Regions from separate parts of the Homo sapiens genome. Here all the other regions are linked to region 3. The links are chromatin contacts, found by Hi-C or POLR2A ChIA-PET in ENCODE. All regions are on one chromosome and are shown on one strand. The core of a region is the stretch at or near the end of the contact, and the rest is flanking DNA. Distances in the headings are between cores, read along the strand shown. Region 1 has its middle 28 kb from the start of F2RL1. Region 2 overlaps IQGAP2 (IQ motif containing GTPase activating protein 2). Region 3 overlaps IQGAP2 (IQ motif containing GTPase activating protein 2).

What was found. Hi-C counts contacts between places; a loop is a spot of excess contacts on that map. ChIA-PET counts read pairs that join two places held with the same protein, here RNA polymerase II (POLR2A). Pooled maps may share reads with other maps.
Region 1: a map of endothelial cell of umbilical vein shows a loop between it and region 3 (6-fold over the local background). The contact joins two enhancer-like sites. A Hi-C loop is called at or near these places in 1 of 168 maps with a recorded cell type or tissue (endothelial cell of umbilical vein) and 6 of 50 pooled maps. POLR2A ChIA-PET finds 5 or more read pairs at or near these places in 6 of 52 experiments (AG04449, AG04450, H1 and 3 more).
Region 2: a pooled map shows a loop between it and region 3 (9-fold over the local background). The contact joins two enhancer-like sites. A Hi-C loop is called at or near these places in 1 of 168 maps with a recorded cell type or tissue (CD8-positive, alpha-beta T cell) and 5 of 50 pooled maps. POLR2A ChIA-PET finds 5 or more read pairs at or near these places in 2 of 52 experiments (Panc1 and activated CD8-positive, alpha-beta memory T cell).

What each region holds. Positions count from the first base shown.
Region 1 is chr5:76,789,298-76,793,139 of GRCh38, reverse strand. No RefSeq gene overlaps it. Among named protein-coding and RNA genes, the nearest start is that of F2RL1, 28 kb to the left of the region's middle. Within about 2 kb of position 2,364, at least 15 of the 41 ENCODE cell types and tissues checked have a DNase peak (open chromatin) inside an H3K27ac peak, as active enhancers do; they include endothelial cell of umbilical vein, where a contact is called at or near this core.
Region 2 is chr5:76,581,088-76,584,887 of GRCh38, reverse strand. The region is part of intron 5 of IQGAP2 (IQ motif containing GTPase activating protein 2); the gene reads right to left. Among named protein-coding and RNA genes, the nearest start is that of F2RL2, 40 kb to the left of the region's middle. RefSeq lists an enhancer at 2,572-2,661. Within about 2 kb of position 2,472, at least 4 of the 41 ENCODE cell types and tissues checked have a DNase peak (open chromatin) inside an H3K27ac peak, as active enhancers do.
Region 3 is chr5:76,689,522-76,693,441 of GRCh38, reverse strand. IQGAP2 (IQ motif containing GTPase activating protein 2) reads right to left here. Exons shown (of 36, transcript NM_006633.5): 31 at 1-87. Among named protein-coding and RNA genes, the nearest start is that of NCRUPAR, 21 kb to the left of the region's middle. Within about 2 kb of position 2,226, at least 6 of the 41 ENCODE cell types and tissues checked have a DNase peak (open chromatin) inside an H3K27ac peak, as active enhancers do; they include endothelial cell of umbilical vein, where a contact is called at or near this core.

The DNA.
Region 1 (3,842 bases), core at 1,115-3,614, 100 kb before region 3:
AAAAAAAAAAAAAAAAAAAGAAGCCAAAACCCACCAAAAATCAAGATGGCCACGAGAGTGACCTCTGGTCATCCTCACTGCTATGCTCCCACCAGTGCTGTGACAGCTTACAAATGCCATGCCAACATCAGGAAGTTACCCTACATGGTCTAAAAAGGAGAGGCATGAATAATCCACCCCTTGTTTAGCATATCATCAAGAAATAACCAGTCCAGTTACAGTGGCTCACACCTGTAATCTCAGCACTTTGGGAGGTCGAGACAGGCAGATCACCTGAGGTCGGGAGTTCAAGACCAGCCTGGCCAACATAGTGAAACCCCATCTCTACTAAAAAAAATACAAATATTAGCTGGGCATGGTGATGGGCGCTTGTAATCCCAGCTACTTGGGAGGCTGAGGCAGGAGAAATGCTTGAACTCGGGACGCGGAGGTTGCAGTGAGCCGAGACCGGGCCATTGCACTCTAGCCTGGGCAACAAGAGTGAAACTCCATCTTAAAAAAAAAAAAAAAAAAAAAGATAAGAAGAAAAAAAACATAAAAATTGGCAACCAGCAGCCCTCGGGGCTGCTCTGTCTATGGAGTAGCCATTCTTTTTTCCTTTACTTTCCTAATAAACTTGCTTTCACTTTACTCTATGGACTCAATCTGAATTCTTTCTTGCGCAAACTCCAAGAACCCCCTCTTGGGGTCTGGATCGGGACCCCTTTCCTGTAACAATATCACACAGAAAGGCAAGCTCAGGAGCCTGGAAGACTTTACTCAGATTGAAAGAATTAACACAGACTGAATTCTCTCTCAAGGGGTGATCCTCTAAGAATTCTTTCCTTTCCTATCATCTTTGGTCAGAATAATTTTTTGCTTAATTGATTTTTCTTATTCATTATGGAACATAGTGGGGTGAGAATAGAATCAAGGAAGCAGGAAGGGAACCATCCAAGGAAGAGATGAAGGAAGCAGACGGGGAAGGGAAGAAGACAGATGGGAATGAAGAAAATGGGCCGGAAAGAGGAAACTGATAAGGAGAAGTGGGGAAAAGAGGCAGTAGATAAACCAGGAGGGCTTGGGCCTTGGCCTAGAGAACTGGTGAAAGAGGCTTTTGTTGCTGTTGTGAAACGGGCCCCATTCAAGTCTTCCCTGCTCCCTGAAGCATCTCCAGCCCACTCTGGTGTTTACATCTTCTGAGTTCTGAATTCTGGTCCAGATCTCTTCCCTGAGCTCCACCCTCATCAATCTGATCTCCACCTTGGTGTCTAGTAGATATCTCCAATGCGTCTGACCTTCCCCAACCCTATGTAAGCTCTATGAGGCAGAGATTTGGTGTTGGTTTGTTCACTGCTGTATCCCAGAAGCATGCTTGGCACCAAGCAGACATTCAATAACTATTAGTTGAGTGGATGAATTAATAAACTCCTGTAGCAGCAACAGGCAAGAGTACACAATATGCTTTTACTGCATTGGAATGCTGATGTTTCCTGCTTGTTTAATTTTCCCAGCAGAACTGCAAAAACCCTTTAAGATCAGGGATGCTGTGCTTTTATATTCCTGTTGGCGTTTAGCACACAGCTGTGCCCATTGGTGATTTGTTGACTGATTAAACAGCAAGTCCCACCAACAGTACAAGCTCATGGCTAAAGCCACCTTTCTCAAAGAGTAGGAATCACATGCTAACTCAAGAAAAAAAATATGTTAATTCATATCCACAAACTTCTAAGCACTTCAGCTTGGGCCTTGTGTCATCTTAGTGGTATAATAGTTTTCCTATGTTTGATTCTTGTCCTCTTTAATAGAGTACGTCTCATTTACACATCTGGATTTTAAGCAGAGTTTTTGAGTCTTACTCTCCTCCTATCAGGCCTTCAGTGGCTCACCAGCACGATGTGAGCACACATGAGAAGCTCAGCCCACTCCTGCCTGTAGGCTTCTGACTTTGATTAAAGATAGAGGCCATGCAGTGCTGGAAGCCCCTTGCATACTATGATACAAATCCTTCAAATCCCTGCTAGGCTGAAAGATGGGGTTCTGATTTGCTGCTAGTGACATCACCCTTCTGGTAACCTTCCTCTCCAGATGTGCCTCTGCTCTGTTTATCTTAGAGCCTCATTTCACAGCAGCAAGAAGACACAACAGGAAGCCAATGTCTGAAGCTGTTCCCATCCATGCCAGTTTCTCATAGCCTGTCTTTGACACAAGAGCAGCTCAGAGTCAATTATGTTGGATTCATTCACTAGGAACTTTTTCCCACCAGAGTCCTTGTTGTGGGTGGAGCAGTCTTTTGTTCTAGCTGGTTTGCTGTCTCTGTGGAATTGCTATCAGAATGGCTGTTTGCTATTGGAATGACTAAGAGCTGCATCATTGCTACGTTAGGAAGCAATTATCTGAAAACAAATTCATTTTCTGAGTCATCTAGCCGATTTAGCCTGTGCCACTCTTTCCCCCTTCCACCCCCTAACATTTCACCAGTTAAACAACTAAAATGTCCTCCTATTCATACCTCCTGCTCTATTTGTCAGGAGATTATATATCTGGTTTAGATGGATCAACAGAGTTATTACTTTTCCCTGTGTTACTCAGTCTGTCCTATTCTAATCCTAGATTTATTTTCGAAAGACACATGGTTTTCTGGATTATTTTATCTGGCTTTCACTCCTTTGTGTGCTAGGTGACTAACATTGCACTCATGAGCTCAGCATCCTTGCTTCCTTCTTTCTGCCTTGTTTTAAAGGTATAATATTTTCACATCTTCTTCATATTGCGTATTTGTTTCCTGTGACTGCAGTAACAAATTACCATAAACTAGATAGTTTAAAACAACAGAAATATATTCTCTCACTGTTCTGGAAGCCAGAAGTCTGAAATCTGTATCACTGGTGGAAGCGAGCTGTCAGCAGGGCTGTGGGCCTTTGGAAGGCTCTAGGGAGAATCTGCTTCTTGTCCCTTCCGGCTCCTGGTGGCTGCTGGCTCTCCTTGACATGTGGCCGTATTATTCTAATTTCTGCCTTGGTGGCCACGTTGCCTCCTCTCTTGCTGTGCGTCTAATCTCCCTTTGCCTGGCTTGTGCAAGGACACTTGTGATGGTCCACCCAGATAATCCAGGATAATCTCCCCATGGCAAGATCCTTAAATTAGTCACATACACAAAGCCCGTTTTTCCTTATACAGCAACATTTACAAGTGCTAGGGATTAGGGACTGCTATCTCTGGATGACCATTATTCAGCCAACCACACTTTCAATTCCCTGCTCTCCACAATGCACAGAATATTTTGTATGTAGATTAAAAAGTTGGTGAGGAAGATAAGGGAAGAAAGAGCAAAAGAAAGGAAATAGAGGATAGTCAAAGAGGATTTTTTTGTAATCCTAGCGCTTTGGGAGGCCCAGGAGGGTGGATTTCCTGAGCTCAGGTGTCCGAGACCAACCTGGGCAACCCAGTGAAACCTCATCTCTACTAAAAGACAAAAAAATAGCCAGATGTGACGGCGTGCGCCTGTAGTCCCAGCTACTCGGGAAGCTGAGGCAGGAGAATTGCTTGAACCCAGGAGGCGGAGGTTGCAGTGAGCTGAGATTGTGCCACTGCACACTGTCAGGCTTCTGAGCCCAAGCCTGCAAGTATACATCCAGATGGCCTGAAGCAACTGAAGAATCACAAAAGAAGTGAAAATGGCCGGTTCCCGCCTTGACTGATGACATTACCTTGTGACATTCCTTTTCCTGGACAATAAGTCTCCAGAGCTCCCCACCGAGCACCTTGTGACCCCCGCCCCTGCCAGCAAGAGAACAACCCCCTTTGACTGTAATTTTCCACTACCTACTCAAATCCTATAAAACTGCCCCACTGCTAACTCC
Region 2 (3,800 bases), core at 1,223-3,722, 110 kb after region 3:
TTGGTTCTGTTTGGTGAATCTAATGCTTCCTTCAGTGGCAGTTTCCTTCAAATGTCTGACATCTTCTGATCTGGGACTCATCTTAGTGTTTGAGACTTGCTGTTTGTTGGTCATTCACTGCAGATCCGCATGTCAGGAGCCAGCATTAAGAAGCTGTAGAGAGCAATGGAACGGACGCCAGAAGGGAACCAGTGTCTTTCCTTCTCAGACTGGGGACTCTCTGTTCCTTCTTGAGGTCATTAGCTGTCTTGGGTACCGGCATGCTATCCCGCTATCAGCATCTACACTTGCTGCTTTAGGGAAGGGCCATATAGTTCTGCTGGTCCTAGGCTGACGATTGCTCACTTTGAGGCTCTTCTTTTCCTTGCTGTCCCCTTTGCTTGGAGCAAACCTCACGACAGCTCCTACCTCTGCTGCAACCCCCAGCGTTTTGTGGGCTGTGATCTTCTCCCAGTTTGTTTCTCAGTCAATCGAATTCTGTCTGTTTACTTCATGTTAGGGGTTGTTCAAATTTCTGGTTAGTAGATGGCATTTTTATCGCAAATGTATTTTTTAAAAGTTATTACTGTAGTTAATTTCATGTTAGTTTTGGAAAGGGGATAAGACAGCTGTGCTCAATGATCTTGATGCAACTGTTTTCACATTATGCTCTGTTTATCCATTCATTCATTTAATTACTATTTATGGAACAGCTCCTATATAAAAATATTTTTCTCGGCTGGGCACAGTGGCTCACGTCTGTAATCCCAGCACTTTGGGAGGCCAAGGCAGGCGATCATTTGAGGTCAGGAGTTCGAGACCAGCCTGGTCAACATGGTGAAACCCCATCTCTACTAAAAATACAAAAATTATCTGGGCACGGTGGCACACGCCTGTAATCCCAGCTACTAGGGAGGCTGAGGCAGGAGAATTGCTTGAACCAGGGAGACAGACGTTGCAGTGAGCCACGATTGTGCCACTGCACTCCATCCTGGGCAACAGAGCAAGACTCTGTGTCTCAAAAAAAAAAAAAATTTTCTCTACCATGCTATCCCTAAATTAAGGTACTTAGGCTACCACAAAATATAGGTTTGATGATAACATGAAGTAAAATGTTTATACTAAACTGTTAATTTTCCCCTTTGATGATAAAGAAGTTAGATAGCTATTTCCAATTACATTTTTAATTTCTCCATTGTACAATGTAATATTAATATAAATCTTACAATAAACAAACATCCTGGCTTAAGTAAAAGTTACCACAAGGTGGTGCTGAGAAGTTAGCTTTCTGAACATGGAAGAATCTTTGCTTTTAAATTTAAGTCTGATATTTTCTTAAGCTAATATTGATCAGGTAAAGATCTCATTTGCATATATCAAAAAATCTCATTTACTAAAAAATTAAAAAAAATATTGTATAGTTTCTGTTTGGCCTCAATTTTCAACTTTTTTTCTTTTTTTTTAAATCATTGATGTTGAGGTTTAAACTGTTAGCTTTGGAAAGATCACTTTTCATGGTATGGGCGTTTTACACCTAATCTCTGTGTGGGAGGTGCTTCCCAGCTGATTACTCAAACGGGCAAATGTTTATCAGGAAACTGTGTTTACCCAGTATTCCCATGCTGAAAAGAAACAGCAATAGCAAACTTCCTTCCCAAGCATTTAAATTCAAATGAGGCTGCTTATTACCTGAAGTATATAGGAAATCAAGTCTTAATCTAAAAAACAAAAAAGCCCATCGAATAGAAAAAGTGCCAATCTCATGTAGCTCTTCAACAGTTAATTTATTAAGCACCGTTTGGTACCTAACAGCCAAGTCAAAGGGCTGAGAGCATTCCAAAGGAAGTCATGGAATTAATGTCACCTTTGCTTCTCATGTCTAAGAGAGCACTTTTTGTGAGGTAGCAAGCCTCCTACCACACCAAAAGCTACAGCACACCTGTGCAGCTGAGTGAGGCCAGCAACGGAGGGGTTGCCCAGAGGTAGCTACCGACTCATTGACCCATGTGCTCCTACTTGTACAAATAATATCACTTAAAGTCCAGGAAGCAATAAAGAAAGTTTTAAAAAATACCATTTAGTGTATATCATGAAAGTAGTATATAGTAGTAGTAGTAGTAGTAGTTGTTATCTACTGAACCAAATTTTTCCATCTTAGTCACATACATTACTGCCAATATCACATGGCATTAGTTTTTTCTACCACTTTCAAGATAAAACTAGTGGTATTAGTTTTTTCTATACTTTCAGGATATACACTAAAAGGTACTATCGTAATGAAATGCAAACTTAAAAGGCAGGAGCTAAATTTATTTCAGCTTTCTTGGATCACATTATGTGTAGCTCATTTTGTACTATAACATGTGGAATGAATGTTTGTATATCAAAGCCTCATGGTAGAGCAGAAAGACCACAGGACTAGAATCCAGAAGCGCTGAATCCTGGTCCCAAAACTGGTAAAACCTCAGTGTGTGACTAAGAGCAAGTCACGTAACCCAAGCTTTCAGTTCCCTTATCTGTGAAATGAATGACTTAGACTACAATAACTTCCCAAGGCCCTTCCCCTTCTCAAGTTCCATGATTCTTCATTTAAAACATGTTAAATATAATAGCTGAGAGGCCTGTGCTGAAGTTCAAGTCTGATACCAGTGTTCTTTTAATTTTCTTAGAAGTAGGGAAATAATTGACTTCTTTTGAAGCCATTGGCTGGCTGAATTCATAATAGCACAGGTTCAGTTCTCACATATCCTGGTTTTTACTAACTGTGTGACCTTCGGCAGCCTCTCTGTGCCTCAACTGCCTTGGTGATAAAATGGGAGTAATAATAGTGACCACTGCACAGATATGTTATGAAGATAAAATGAGATTATACCAGTACAGTATTTTGTGCAGTGCCAGGCACATAGTTAAAAGCTCCATTTGTGTTAACCTTTGTTCTTACTATTCTTTGTTAAATAAATGTGTCCTTTGTATACAAACACTTATTGATAACCTATCAAAGTGGTTTTCTTACTTTTTCCAATGCCAAGAATCTCTATTTCACCACAGACTCCATGTTTGAAATAGTTTTATTTACTGAACCAAATTTTTCCATCTTAGTCACATATATCACTGCCAATATCATATCAAAATCCAGGGTTCTATACCTAATTTTCAGCCCCAAACCAAAGGAATCCTGAGGTAGCCTTATCATAGAGAAATTAGTTCAATTAAACCTCCTGAAGAGTTAAATATACAAACTCCAGAGACTTTAACTTGGAATCAATAGCACGTAAGCTGTATGAAGTAACAAGATGTGGTTCATAGTCTCTTAAGAGCTCAGAATTTAGGAAGACAGAAAGGCATAACCACCATACTAATTTAGGACAGAAAGAGGAGGAAAGGGAAAGGAATGGTTCAGAGCACAGAGAGAATTCTGAGCAAGGAAGGACTTGAAAGAAATAAGCAGGTGCAACTGCCTCCCTCACCTTACTTCCAAATACTGCCATCTCCAGATATCCCTTCTGAGAACCTAGGATTAGAGCCTGTCCTTTGAGCTAAGAAACTGTCTTTGGAAATCTTATTTATAAATGCAAATATGTTCACTGTTAGAGATATAATCAATCTGATATAAGGGTTCAATCAGTTTCTTAGGGAAGGAAAAGGTTCTAAGGGAACAGAGTGTTAAGACAAGGAAAGTTATGCATTAATGCCTGAGGAGCAGGTTCAAAGGCCACCTGGTAAGCAAGACAGCCACCTGGCTGTGTGGGAGCTGGCTAGACAAACTCTACTCCACAAAGCTCCCAGAGTACCTGGACGGCTGGTGAACCAGAAGTGGGTCT
Region 3 (3,920 bases), core at 977-3,476:
TGTTGCGCAGTTGCTGGTGTCTCTAAGATTTCTGTCAATGTGTTCCCTGGCTGGTTCCGGATCACATCAATTATCAGCTTCTTGGTCCTTAACAAACCAGAGAAAGAGACAGACTTTCAGACTGTAGTCCTTATGCACAAAAATCTGTTTCTCCTAAGAGAGTGCACAAACACATACAATACTGAAGCTTCAAAGATAATACCTTAAAATAAAACATTCTTGCGGATATTCACCAGGTCTGCTATAAGGCTCCTGAAAGTTTATGAATGCTTGATAATCAAAGTCTGGGCTTTCTGTGCTTGATGTTGTAGCATTATACTGTCAGTAACATGGGCACAAGTGTATCACAAGATTTCCTCTCTAAATACTTTTCCTTCTTTTTTAGACGGAGACTACTTTTTGATGGGCAGGGGGAGCAAGTGCTGCTGATATGGCCTGCTACTGCAGAGTGCAGGAATGATATCTAATATTCTCCTTTCCTGACTTTAATAGCACCTAGACTTCTGAGCTGGCTTAATACCTCATAAGCCTTTAGGAGCCAGACCAACTGTTACCTTTCCTACTATCAGAAAGCTATTAAAGAGTCTGAAGACCAGTGGGAGCGAACGTTCAGTGTGGGCTGTGGAGGCTTGGTCTGTCAGCTGACACAGCAGCGAGGAGGATGGTGTTCAAGGGCCTGAGCAACTAACAAATAGGGTTAACAAAGAAACCTATTTGTTAGGTCTTCTTCCAGTCTTCAGGTGGAAGAGAATAGAAGAGCTTCTCAGTAAACAGTAAAGAGCTGGAAAATTCTTCTGGAAGTACGAAAACCGTAGTTCTCTCATAGGTGTTCTTTATGGCAATTGGCCACCACTTCCTAGGGAGGCATCATGTTATGTAATTACGTACAAAGGTTTTAACATAAAAGCTAAAGGGTCAAATTTGCTCACTTTTACATAAGGTGGAAACAGTATTATTGGAAAAGGCTTTCCTTCTAAAAAGAAAAAAAAGGGCCAGGCGCGGTGGCTCACTCCTGTAATCCCAGCATGTTGGGAGGCCGAGGTGGGCGGATCACCTGCGGTCAGAAGTTCCAGACCACCCTGGCCAACATGGCGAAACCCCATCCCTACTAAGGATACAAAAATTAGCTGGGCATGGTGGCATGTGCCTGTAATTCCAGCTGCTCAGGAGGCCTAAGTGTGAGAATTGCTTAAACCCGGGAGGCAGAGGTTGCAGTAAGCTGAAATCGTGCCACTGCACTCCAGCCTGGGTGACAGAGTGAGATACCATCTCAGATAGATATCTAGATAGATAGATAGAAAGAAAGAAAAGAAAGAAGAAAAGGAAACACAGACAAAAGTTTGTTTAAATTATACATACACTGGTCTAATTGACATCTGAAGTTTCACTTTTACTGTAGTCCCGTTATTGCATTTAACTTTAGTTATTTCAGAGTCATTACATGATATCACTGAATGACTAATTTTTCTTCCTAAACTCTAGCAGGAAATGTTCATGTAGCATGAAATTTAGAAATGAGAACAAAATTTTCACATTTTGAAGGATATGGGCAACTACTCCCAAATGACAGAGAAAACCCTTCAAGTTAATTACAAATATATTACTTTTGAAAATAGGATAAAATCCAATAAGCCATCTGTAAACATCATTTTTCTCATTTCCTATTTATCAGAAGTCTGTGTGAAAAGAACAATCACAATGTGTCTTCCTTGCCTCCCTTCCCCCTAGCCTTTGGAGAACCATTTCCTCTGGCCCCATGACCCTTTGCTGCTGGGGATTTACAGGCTGTCTGGGAATGCACAGCTAAATACTCCACAGAGACTCAAAGGTGGGCCCACAGCTAATTACAGCCACGTGGGGGATGGCATGTTTCCTAAAGCGGCTGTGGCTGAGAAAGCAATGTATCCTTTCCTTCCTACACACCACCTTCCTCCAGCCATCATCATCAATGTATTAAACAGGAACACTGAGTTAAAAATAAAAGCTTTGGATGATTTAAAAAATGTCAATATAGTAACTTTCTTGTTTGAAATAGTATTCTCAGAACTAATTGTGATATACAGTTTCTAGGGAACTTCTAGTTCTTTAGAGAAGCTGTGCAATGACCAAATGACTGGAGTCAATAAAACGTGCCCCACCAAAGACAAAGAATGTTTATTTGCTCAAGAGTTGCTGGAGGACAAACTGCTCACACAGCCTGTTTCCCTTGGACTTCTACTGTACACCAGGCCTGTGGAATTCATTGCCAAAGTTCTACCTCAGACATAAGTAACCATCCAGTCCCATGACAGGGAACCCACCTCCCTCCCACTACAGTGTGTCTAGTGCTTAAGGACGACGGGGACGGACAGATTTAAAGCCAAATCTGTCTTGGCTTGGACTCTTGTTGCATATTAGCCATGTGGATTTGTGCAAGTTATATAATCCTTGTAGGTTTTGTTTTTTCGTTTATAAAACAGGAATCTCTCAGGACTGATGCAAGGATTGGATGAAAAGATCTAAAGCCTTCTGTGAGGTCTGGCACATGGTAAGCACTCACATGGTCGTTAAAGCTGTGCTGCCCATGATGGCCGCCACTGGCCACAGGTGGCACTTGAGCACTTGAGACATGGCTAGTACAAACTGAGATGTGCTGTGTGAAACACACACTGGATTTTGAAGATGTTGTATGAAACAAAGAATGTAAAATATTTCATCAATTTTTTACATTTATTACATATTTAAATATTTTTGGATATATTGGGTTAAATAAAATATATTATTAGAATTAATTTCATCTATTTCTTTTTAAAATAAGGCTTCTAGAAAAGTTAAAATTACATGTGGCTCATATTAAATTTCTTTTGGAGAGTACAATATTGGCACATTCCATTCTCAAACAGGAGCTCACTCTGAGAGGCCTGCCTTCCAGGGCCACCCAGTCATGAAACCTGGTTAGTCTTAGGACTGTGGCCCGGAGAGAGACCTTTGAAAAACAATCCAATCCCTGATTGTACAAATGTGGCAACTAAGACCTAAGAGACTAGAGCTGCAGGAAACAAGTCCAATTCCCTTTCCAAATCAGCAGCTCCTGAAAAACCTATAGAGAAATGCCAAGACTGTGTTCCTCTATCCCCTCTTCCACCATCTTTCCTTTTTCCAAGTGAAACCACTCAGTCCCTTAAAGCTCCTCACAATGGCATCTGCAGAGAGCTCACAGTCCTGCTCACATTCCAGTTACCAATGACCTTAATATGCATCCCCCTTCCCACCCCAGTCCAAATATAACATTCTGGATATGGTCTGACCAGCATAAATCAACTGCTTAGAGTACTGGCGCCAGGGCTCTTCAAATATGTAAGATAGGTTGATCCAAACCACGGGTCTTGCTCTCCCTGAATGAGGAGGTATCTAATTTTGAAAAAGAATTAAGAAAAAAAGAGAAAGAAATACACCAGGGAGTTTATTCATCATAGCTGTGCTCAAACCCCACTGTAGATAAATGAGCCCATACGGCGCTTGTAAGCTGGTGTGGCCCCTTGGGTTTGGCCACTCCATTCATATGGTATCTATTATTACCAGTAGCATTCCTGAAGCTCCCCCTCTGTCATCTGCTTATACTGTGCCCAAGGTTGAAAAGCAATCAGTGTTTGTGGAAACTAAGGAATATTTTCAGTATTTAACATCCTAACAAGATAATTTACATTATTAGCTCCAGACCTCAAATATCACCTTAGCCATTTAGTGCTCCTGCTAGTTTGGACCAAAAAACAAGGAAATCTTTCAGCTGGGATCATGGAACCTAAACTTAATCATGTGACAGGAAATTCTTAAGAGATGACAATTTAAGCACTCAAGCAGCTAAGTATGATTAAAAACCACAAATATTGCCTTCTACTTAAACACACATACTTTTGTGGGAAACTAAGCTTAATTAAGGC